Regions from separate parts of the Homo sapiens genome. Here region 1 is linked to region 2. Evidence: chromatin contacts called from ENCODE Hi-C or POLR2A ChIA-PET data. All regions are on one chromosome and are shown on one strand. Each heading gives the region's core, a stretch centred on a gene start or an enhancer-like site at or near the end of the contact. The rest is flanking DNA. Distances are from core to core; before and after follow the strand shown. Region 1 holds the start of DMXL1 (Dmx like 1). Region 2 holds the start of FEM1C (fem-1 homolog C).

Region 1 (4,258 bases), core at 430-2,929, 3.5 Mb before region 2:
TTTGAAAACAAAATGCTTCTTGGCACAATTCTAAAAGTACAATTCAGGCATTAAATGCCTCCACCATTTTAAATGCTGAGTATTATTTATTCTGACCAACAAAGACCACAGAAAAATTAAAAGCAGAGAAAAAGATTAGAAATTTAACACTCCTAAACCTGGGGCATTGGTTACGTTGTTTACTTTGTGTCACTTATACAAAATTAAGTTTTACTTTTATTTTTTTTAAAGAAAAAAGCCTACAGCACTTAGTATTCCCAGGCAGTGACAAGTTTTACTTTTAATCACAACTAAAGAGGTATCTACACAAATTGTAGCAAAAATCATTAGCATTATAAATTTATGTAGATAAAAGTATCATGTGCAATTACTGACTTATATTTTGAAATTGTTATTAAAAAAAAACCTATAGTTAAGGTAGAAAAATGCCACTATACTGACAAGTAGCCCGAAATTTGGTGCCCTCTTCTTGTCAATATGTGACCAATGAAAAGCAAGTTAAGCAACCTTAACCTGGGATTACCAGGTTATTGTAAAATATCCAAGAAATATTTTTAAAAATGAAAAGGCTTTTTTTTCTTTCCGAAGTTATTTCTCAGGGAATTAGAAAAGAAAATAAATGAAAAACACTGTTCTCAAGGCTAGTTGTTGATGGCAAACAATTGGTAATTGTTTTGAGACACCCACTTTTTAACTACAAAGATACTTGACCTTAACTTAGAATACAAAATGAAACCAATCTCCACTATTCCTAAATTTGACAATTTGAACCTATAGAATGGTATAAAAAAGCCCCCAACTCGTTACTCAACAAAGATTTTTGAACAAACGACTTTGGCAAAGCACCCTGGCCCAAGGCAGACAGACCAAAAACTTTAAAAATCCTACAAAATATTCTAACTTGAGTTCAGGCTCCATACAGTACCTCACTGACCGACATGGTTTTGCTTCCTTAGTTCTCAAGGGCCAGGTCTGCTGGGTTCTGGGTGGTAAGGACCCCCCTGGGGAGACAAGACCTCGCGCCTCTGCCCGTCGTTCTGGGCCAAGCTCGGCCCAGAATGACGGGCAAAGGCCGGGCCACGGGCGACGCGAGGGCCTCCCTCACTCACCGTGAAGCGCTGGTCGCCAATGCTGCCCACGGAGAAGCAGTGGTCGCCAGGGTTCACAGCCCCGGTCAGCACCTGGTGCAGGTTCATGTCGGCGCCCTAGTCCTGCAACGGACACCGCATCCAGCTCATGCCACGGGTCAGCGGCTGCTTCCCTCCCTCCTTCCCTCAGGGGCGGCGGCCGCTCTTCGGTGGCGACGGCAGAAGCAGCGACAGGCGCCTGGAGCCGGAGCCGCTCAGCTGGGGCCCGCGACTCATCCCGAGCCCCGGAGGGCGAGGCCCGGAGGGGGCGGGTCGGCGAGAGGGCGGAGCGCCGCGCTCCTTCGCGCACCTGTCACTCCCCGCGCTAGCCCAGGTGAAGCTCAGGGTCCCCTCACCGGCCACGACCCGGGGCCGACTCACCGGCCAGGAAGGCCGCGCTGTCCACACACTTCCTCTGGACCTCGGGCAGCCGCTCCTGACCCAGCCCGAGTGGCGCAAGCAGTACGCGCTCGCACTCCCCGCCTGACCTGTCCCTTCCCGGCTCCGGTGCCCGCCACCCCCACAGTCCTCCGCCACTCACTACGCGCCTCTGGATCCCTGCGGCCGAAATATCGCGAGACTTCGCTCGGGGCAGCTGCTACTGTGGTAAAGAATTCACTTTTTTACCACAGCGTGCGTATCAGCAAGTGAACATAAAAACGCCTCTTCTAGTCAGAAACTGGCCAATCCCGACCCCCGGTCCACCTAGGGCTCCGCCCACCACCGAGAATAAGCCAATCTCTTTGAGGCTTCTACAGGAGAACGCCGTGCGTTTGAGCTTGAACCTGATAAGCCTGGCAGAAGCCTGATGAACCCAGAATGAGTGAGATGTGGTAAGTTGTGCTTTAGGTTAGGGCGTCATCTAACTGTTGGGCCAGAAAATTTAAAGGGGAGAAGTGCATCCTAAAGGGAGTTGCAGTTTCCTCGGTTCTGGTAGGACTACAAGTCCCAATATGCACCGCTCCCCCGGGCGACCTGAGTGTCTCTTGAGTAAATGTGACCCTTGAAACGTCTACGTTAGCAGCTTAATGGTTTCTCCAGCCTTGCGCGTGTTTCCAAGTCCCTAAACGGGATGGTTTTTGAAAGGCTCGAACACTTGACAAGTAGGAAAGTGGTATTTTCTTAGCCTAAGTTATCTTAACACGTGATTTGAAATAGTGCTGGTAATAACAACACACCAGCCCTGCATTGAGCGTTTGTTTTGGAAAAGAACCTAGGAATTCCAGAATGATCAGAGTCACAGCTACAAACTGAGATTCAACTCTCATTGTATTTTGACACAAGTTTTGTATTATAATTGACAAACATCTGTTTATATGTCTCCCCCTGTATACCGTAAGCCTCTTTGGAATACAGAGGAACAGGACACAAGTCTGTCCTTAATGTCTAGCACCGCACCAGTCCCACCCATTCAGGGTGTTCTGTAAATGTTGCATGAATGTGTATAGAAACTCTCCAAATAGGCCAGGCACGGTGACTCACGCCTATTATTCCAGAACTTTGGGAGGCCGAGGAGGGTGAATCACGAGGTCAGGAGTTCGAGACCAGCCTGGCCAACATAGTGAAACCCCCTTCTCTACTAAAAATACAAAAATTAGCCGGGCGTGGTGGCTCCCACCTGTAATCCCAGCTACTCGGGAGGTTGAGGCAGGAGAATCACTTGAACCCGGGAGGCAGAGGTTGTAGTGAGCCAAGACCCCCGTTGCACTCCAGCCTGGGTGACAGAGTGAGATCCCGTCTCAAAACAAACAACCCTCAAAACTCTCCAATAGGCCAGGCACGATGGCTCACGCCTGTAATCCCAGCACTTTGGTAAGTCGAGGTGGGGGCGGGGGGATCACCTGAGGTTGGGAGTTCGAGACCAGCCTGGCTAACATTGTGAAACCCAGTTTCTACTAAAAATTAAAAAATTAGCCTGGCATGGTGGCACGCGCCTGTAATCCCAGCTACTGGGAAGCTGAGGCGAGAGAATCGCTTGAACCTGGGAGACGGAGGTTGCAGTGAGCCAAGATCGTGTCATTGCACTCCAGCTTGGGCAACAAGAGAGAAAGTCAAAAAAAAAAAAAAAAAAGAGAGAAAAGAAAATAAAGAAACTCCCCCTTTTGTTGTAGTATGAAGACTTCAAACTATAATAATACTAGGGTGGGACGAGTACTAGTAAATTTATTTCCTTTTATTTTTACTACATTTTTTGCAATGTACATTTACTTTGTCTGACAATAAAAAGCTACTTACGAGATACTTTTTAGTTCATAAGTGGGATGATTGTGTGTTCACACTTGTGTGAGACGTCCCTCCCTCAAACCTTGTTGCGCCATCATCTGCACATTACCCATCTGATGTGGGGAAAAAAAAAAAACCCGAAACTTATTTAAAAAATGAATTTCATTATGTATTCCAGGCTTTTCATAAGATAAGGGACAAAACTTAATTTGTCTTTTTTTAAAATATACTTATTTTTTGAGGTCTAACATACCTACAGTTTGTCTTTTATTATTTCAAATTATACTTCAAGTGCTTTTTAATTTTATATTTTAGACCCAGAACCAGGATTGTTGTACTTGTGTGGCTCCCACATAAATTCTGTGGCTGGTTCATAATTTAACATGTTTACTCATTCTATTTTGCCCATTTGTTAGTTTTGAAGAGCATTCCACGTATTAGAATAAAACTGAGCAACAAGATGCGGGGCGCGGTGGCTCACGCCTGTAATCCCAGCACTTTGGGAGGCCAAGGCGGGCAGATCATGAGGTCAGGAGATCAAGACCGTCCTGGCTAACACAGTGAAACCCCGTCTCTACAGAAAATACAGAAAAAAAAATTAGCCAGGCGTGGTGGCGGGCACCTATAGTCCCAGCTATTTAGGAGGCTGAGGCAGGAGAATGGCGTGAACCCGGGAGGCGGAGCTTGCAGTGAGCAGAGCTTGCGCCACTGCACTCCAGCCTGGGCGACAGAGCAAGACTCCATCCCAAAAACAAAACAAAACAAAACAAAAAACAACAAACAAACAAAATTCCCTTTGCCTCCAAGATGCTGCCCCTCACAGATCATCTCCTAATGTCATAAAATTCCCCTACTAAGGTTCTGTCGAATCCTAAATCTATTCCTGATTTATTGTGCAACTTTGACAT
Region 2 (4,346 bases), core at 1,506-4,005:
ACATGGTGAAATGCTGTCTTTACAAAAAAAAAAAAAAAAAATTGCCAGGTGTAGTAGTGCATGCCTATTGTCCCAGCTACTTGGGAGGCTGAGATGGGAGGATCACTTGAGCCCAGGAGGTCGAGGCTACAGTGAGCTGAGATTGTGCCACTGTACTCCAGCCTGGGCAACAGAGAAAGACCCTGTCTAAAAAAAAAAAAAATAGTAGTTGGGTCTATAAGGAGTTTTGTCATTATATCAATGTCACTTAATTCTTTGAACTCCTTCTAATCGATATCAGTGATCTTTAGGTCATACTTTTTTCAAAGCAATTATTTGGAAATCATCTGACTTGCAAAAGAATTTGTTACCCAGTCATTAGAAGTATACACTTTCTAATATAGATCAGTGTTTTAAATTTATAAAGAATTGGCAAAGATTGCTGAGCCTTTTATAACCCAGAGCAATGCCTGTAAGATTCTCAAATGTCTTTCCTTTTACAAATTGGGAAACATACAGCTATTGTGAAAGAGTTGGGAAATGAGACACCTTGACCATATTCCTTTACCAGCAGATCAATTTTAGGAAAGAACGTAGGTGTAAATTGAAGATTCAGAAACTGGTAGCCTTTTTTTTTTTTTTTTTTTGACAGAGTTTCCTTCTGTGGCCCAGGCTGCAGCACAGTGGTGTGATCATGGCTCACTATAGCCTTGATCTCCCCAGCTCAGCTCAGGTGATCCTGCCACCTCAGCCTCCTGCATGCCATGCCTGACTAATTTTTTGTGTGTGTGTGCGTGTGCGTGCATGTGTGTGTGCGTGTGTGTGGAGTTGGGATTTCACCATGTTGTCCAGGCTGGTCTCGACCTCTTGGGTTCAAGCAATCTGCCTGTCTCAGCCTCCGAAAGTTCTGGGATTACAGGTGTGAGCCACAGCAGAAATTGGTAGCCTTTAAACTAAGTGTCCGTCTATCCCTTAACAATCCCATGAGGGATACAGAGCTCAGTTTGAAGATGGCTGATGTGAATGTTTACATCTTATTGAATTAGGTGAGAGAGACAGGTCAGCTCAGGTTAGGCCTTGGTTGGGACACTGTACACTGTTATCTGTACCCTGGGAGAGTATAGAACTGTGACATATGCTGGGGATAAAACAGCCAGTCCTCTTGGCTGGTTAATTTTTATGGATGGTCAATCTTATCCTTTATACTCTATTCTTTTATATTTTCTTCTCAGTGGCAATTACCTTAACTTCAGTTTTGGGAATCTGATGTTGAGTGTAGTCTGATACTGACTACCTAAGGGAAATACTATGCTATACTTAAAAATTATTAAGACTGTAAAAACATAAGAAACGTTTAGAGTATAGAAAGGAAAAGCAAAATATATAGTTGTATGAAAATTATTTCAATTATGCAAAACTACATAAACTTCTGAACAACACTACAATATACAAAAATGAAGTTGTGATTTTTTATAAATGTTTTTAGTGCTGCATGACTTCTAACATAACGTTATGGATTACATATGCTGAGGGTCAGACTGCCTACTGTAATATTCTATTTCTCCTAGTGGTACTAAGGAATTATGTGAGCTTAAGTTCCCTCAAACAAAGTGATTGAAGGTCCATTTTCAAAAATTCTGTTTTCTCATCAGGATTCATTATGGGCGTTATTTCCCAAACACATTTAAACTTTTTCATCCTAGTTTAATGCAACGTAGGTTTTAGCATCAAATTCCAGAGGTTTATCAACTACTATATGAAGAAGTAATTCTTTTCATTCATATATATAACCTTTTAAGCTTTAGTTCCCGATTTATTACTCAGAGCTCAAGAACCTGACCTCATTGACTTTACATTGCTCTTAGGGTTTACCATTCCTCGTAGCCTTTATGCTTTTTAGAGGCTACTTTAGAAAGAGAGTCAGTTTGACAGCCTCCAAAACTAATCACATTTTCTGAAATTTCAGTTTCCTCCGTGTGTGTTCTGAGGTGTAATTACGAGCTTGGTAATTTCCAGGGCCCACCAAAGTAAGGACGGAAGACTAGTCCGAGAGACTTCACGTGTGTGAGGGTAATACTGGTCCGCACCCAAATTTGAATTTTAGCTCCCATGATTCCCACATATTGTGGGAGGGACCTAGTGGGAGATAATTGAATCAAGAAGGCTGTTTCCCCCATGCTGCTCTGGTGGTAGTGAGTACGTCTCAGGAGAGCTGATTGTTTTATATGGGGTTTCCCTTTTTCCTTGGCTCTGATTTTCCTCTCTTGCCTGCTGCCATGTAAGACGTGCCTTTCCCCTTCTGGCTTGATTGTGAGGCCTCCCCAGCCACGTGGAACTCTGAGTGCATTAAATCTTTTTATCTTTATAAATTACCCAATCTCGGGTATGTCTTTATCAGCAGCGTGAAAACGCACTAATACACTTCCCTTCTGGGGTCTCTGAGATGGGACCGAAAGATTCCCTAAGGGAGCACCCCGAAAATCCGAGAGGAGAAGAGCCAGCGAGATCTCAGAACTCGAGCTGCCTCGGGCCGCTTCGATGGGCACAGATCCGCCCCCTCGCAGCGCCCCGCCCCCCAGCGCGTTGCACGCAGGCACGTCCTCCCAGTAGTTCAGGCCCCGCCCCCTCCCCGTCGCCCCACCCCGGCCGCGACGCCCCGCCCCGCGCCTAGGCTGTTGCTGGCCGCGGCCGCCGCCCTCCCCCGGCCCAATGGCGTGGCGGCACAGTCAGTGATGTGACGCTCAGGCTTGTCCGGCCCCCGGCTCGCAGCCCATTACACCATCCGTCGCAGCAGTCGCTGCAGCCGCTGCAGTCCGAGCCGACTAAGGGCGGGAGGCAGCTCGGGTGGCGGGGCGTGGCGAACAGCGCGGCCGGATTCATTCCTTTGGGGCGCGGAGCATGGAGGAGCTGTGCGGCCGCAGGCGGAGCAGGGCGGCCCGGGCGGCGGTGGGGACAACGGTTTCCCTTTGAAGGGGACGGACAAAGCCCGAGTGACCAGCGGCGGCGGGGAGGACTAGTCCCCGGGCAGGTAGTGGCGGCGGCAGCGGCCTGCCAGGGCTCGGGCCGGGGCCTGAGGTGCCCGCGGAAGGCCTGGGCGGGAAGGAGGGCGCCGGGGGAGCCGAAGGCGGGCAGCGGGCTGGAGGCCACAGCTTGGCCCATCGGGAGGGGGTTGTGGTCGATGGAGGAGATTGGGAGGGGGCTGCCGTTGTCTGGAACAGGGAGAGGGGAAGGTTGTGTTGGGGCGACTGTGGTTTGAGGAACCTGCGGATCATCCCTTGGCGGGGGGTGGGGGGTGATCGAAATGGGGCGGGCGAAGTTAATGACTAAAAGGCAGGCGGATTTCCTGAGAGCCGTGAGTAGTTTTAAAGGAAAGAGAATCTTTCGGGGCACAGTTTTGGCCTTAGCCGGGGTTTGGTGTGTCCGACCTTTTTGTTCTTTCTCGAAACCCGGCCTCAGGCCTTCCAGCCTGGCGCCCTTGGCCAGCTCTCCTGCAGTTGCAAGAAAGAGAAACATTTCTGAACCCGAGTCTCCTGCCTCTTTCGGTTGTACTCTCCCTGGGCGTGTGCAAAGCAAAACTAGAACAAAGCTTGGCTGGTTAGAGCTGGAGGCGAGAAAACGGGCTGCCTGTAGTGTTTAAATTTTCCGCACATGGAGGAGACTGCCTGCGACCAGAACATTTGGGTCTCTGTGTATCCTTCTGTATTTTTCTTTACCACCTTTTCTTTGGGGGTGGGGGGGGTGTGTGGGATGGAGTAGTGCCTGAAGTATAGCTTTTATTCCTTTCTTCCCACAGAAGTGGAAATTAAGAAGTGTTTTGCCTTCTTCTATAGAAAATTAAATGCTGCTACTTTTTTTTTCTTTCTCTAGTTTGGTGCCCTGGTTGTCAGATGTTGGAAAGCAGTAGGACGGAACATACTCTTCGTGGTTGTGTATCCGTTCTGGGGTGCAGCAATTAACATTGGACTTTGGTTCCTGTGACTCTTGCCTGTGTCGATAGAGTTAAACTGGAGCTCTGCTTTGAAAGATAAATAAAGCACAGCCTCTCAACTGGACATAAATGGATCTAAAGACAGCAGTATTTAACGCAGCTCGGGATGGCAAACTCCGGCTTCTCACCAAATTGTTGGCAAGCAAATCCAAAGAGGAGGTTTCCTCCTTGATCTCTGAAAAAACAAATGGGGCCACGCCACTCTTGATGGCCGCCAGGTATGGGCACCTTGACATGGTGGAATTCCTCCTAGAGCAATGCAGTGCCTCCATAGAAGTTGGGGGCTCCGTCAATTTTGATGGCGAAACCATTGAGGGGGCTCCCCCTTTATGGGCCGCTTCTGCAGCAGGACATCTGAAGGTGGTCCAGTCCTTGTTAA

The links. A loop is a pair of places that touch in the nucleus more often than their neighbours do. ChIA-PET counts read pairs that join two places held with the same protein, here RNA polymerase II (POLR2A). Pooled maps may share reads with other maps.
Region 1: a map of CD8-positive, alpha-beta T cell shows a loop between it and region 2 (6-fold over the local background). The contact joins the promoter of DMXL1 here to the promoter of FEM1C in region 2. A Hi-C loop is called at or near these places in 2 of 168 maps with a recorded cell type or tissue (CD8-positive, alpha-beta T cell and naive thymus-derived CD4-positive, alpha-beta T cell), 1 of 37 single-sample maps with no recorded cell type and 10 of 50 pooled maps. POLR2A ChIA-PET finds 5 or more read pairs at or near these places in 1 of 52 experiments (WTC11).

What each region holds. Positions count from the first base shown.
Region 1 is chr5:119,068,508-119,072,765 of GRCh38, reverse strand. DMXL1 (Dmx like 1) reads right to left here and starts at 1,679. Exons shown (of 44, transcript NM_001290321.3): 1 at 1,110-1,679. The coding sequence starts at 1,196. DMXL1-DT (DMXL1 divergent transcript) reads left to right here and starts at 1,876. Exons shown (of 3, transcript NR_134250.1): 1 at 1,876-1,960. It overlaps LOC124901209 (small nucleolar RNA U13), which reads left to right and starts at 3,366; the gene lies at 3,366-3,469. RefSeq lists silencers at 1,243-1,522, 1,833-1,912.
Region 2 is chr5:115,543,184-115,547,529 of GRCh38, reverse strand. FEM1C (fem-1 homolog C) reads left to right here and starts at 2,755. Exons shown (of 3, transcript NM_020177.3): 1 at 2,755-3,007; 2 at 3,847-4,346. The coding sequence starts at 4,037. RefSeq lists silencers at 2,465-2,804, 2,905-2,954, 3,005-3,174 and enhancers at 2,604-2,898, 2,440-3,206.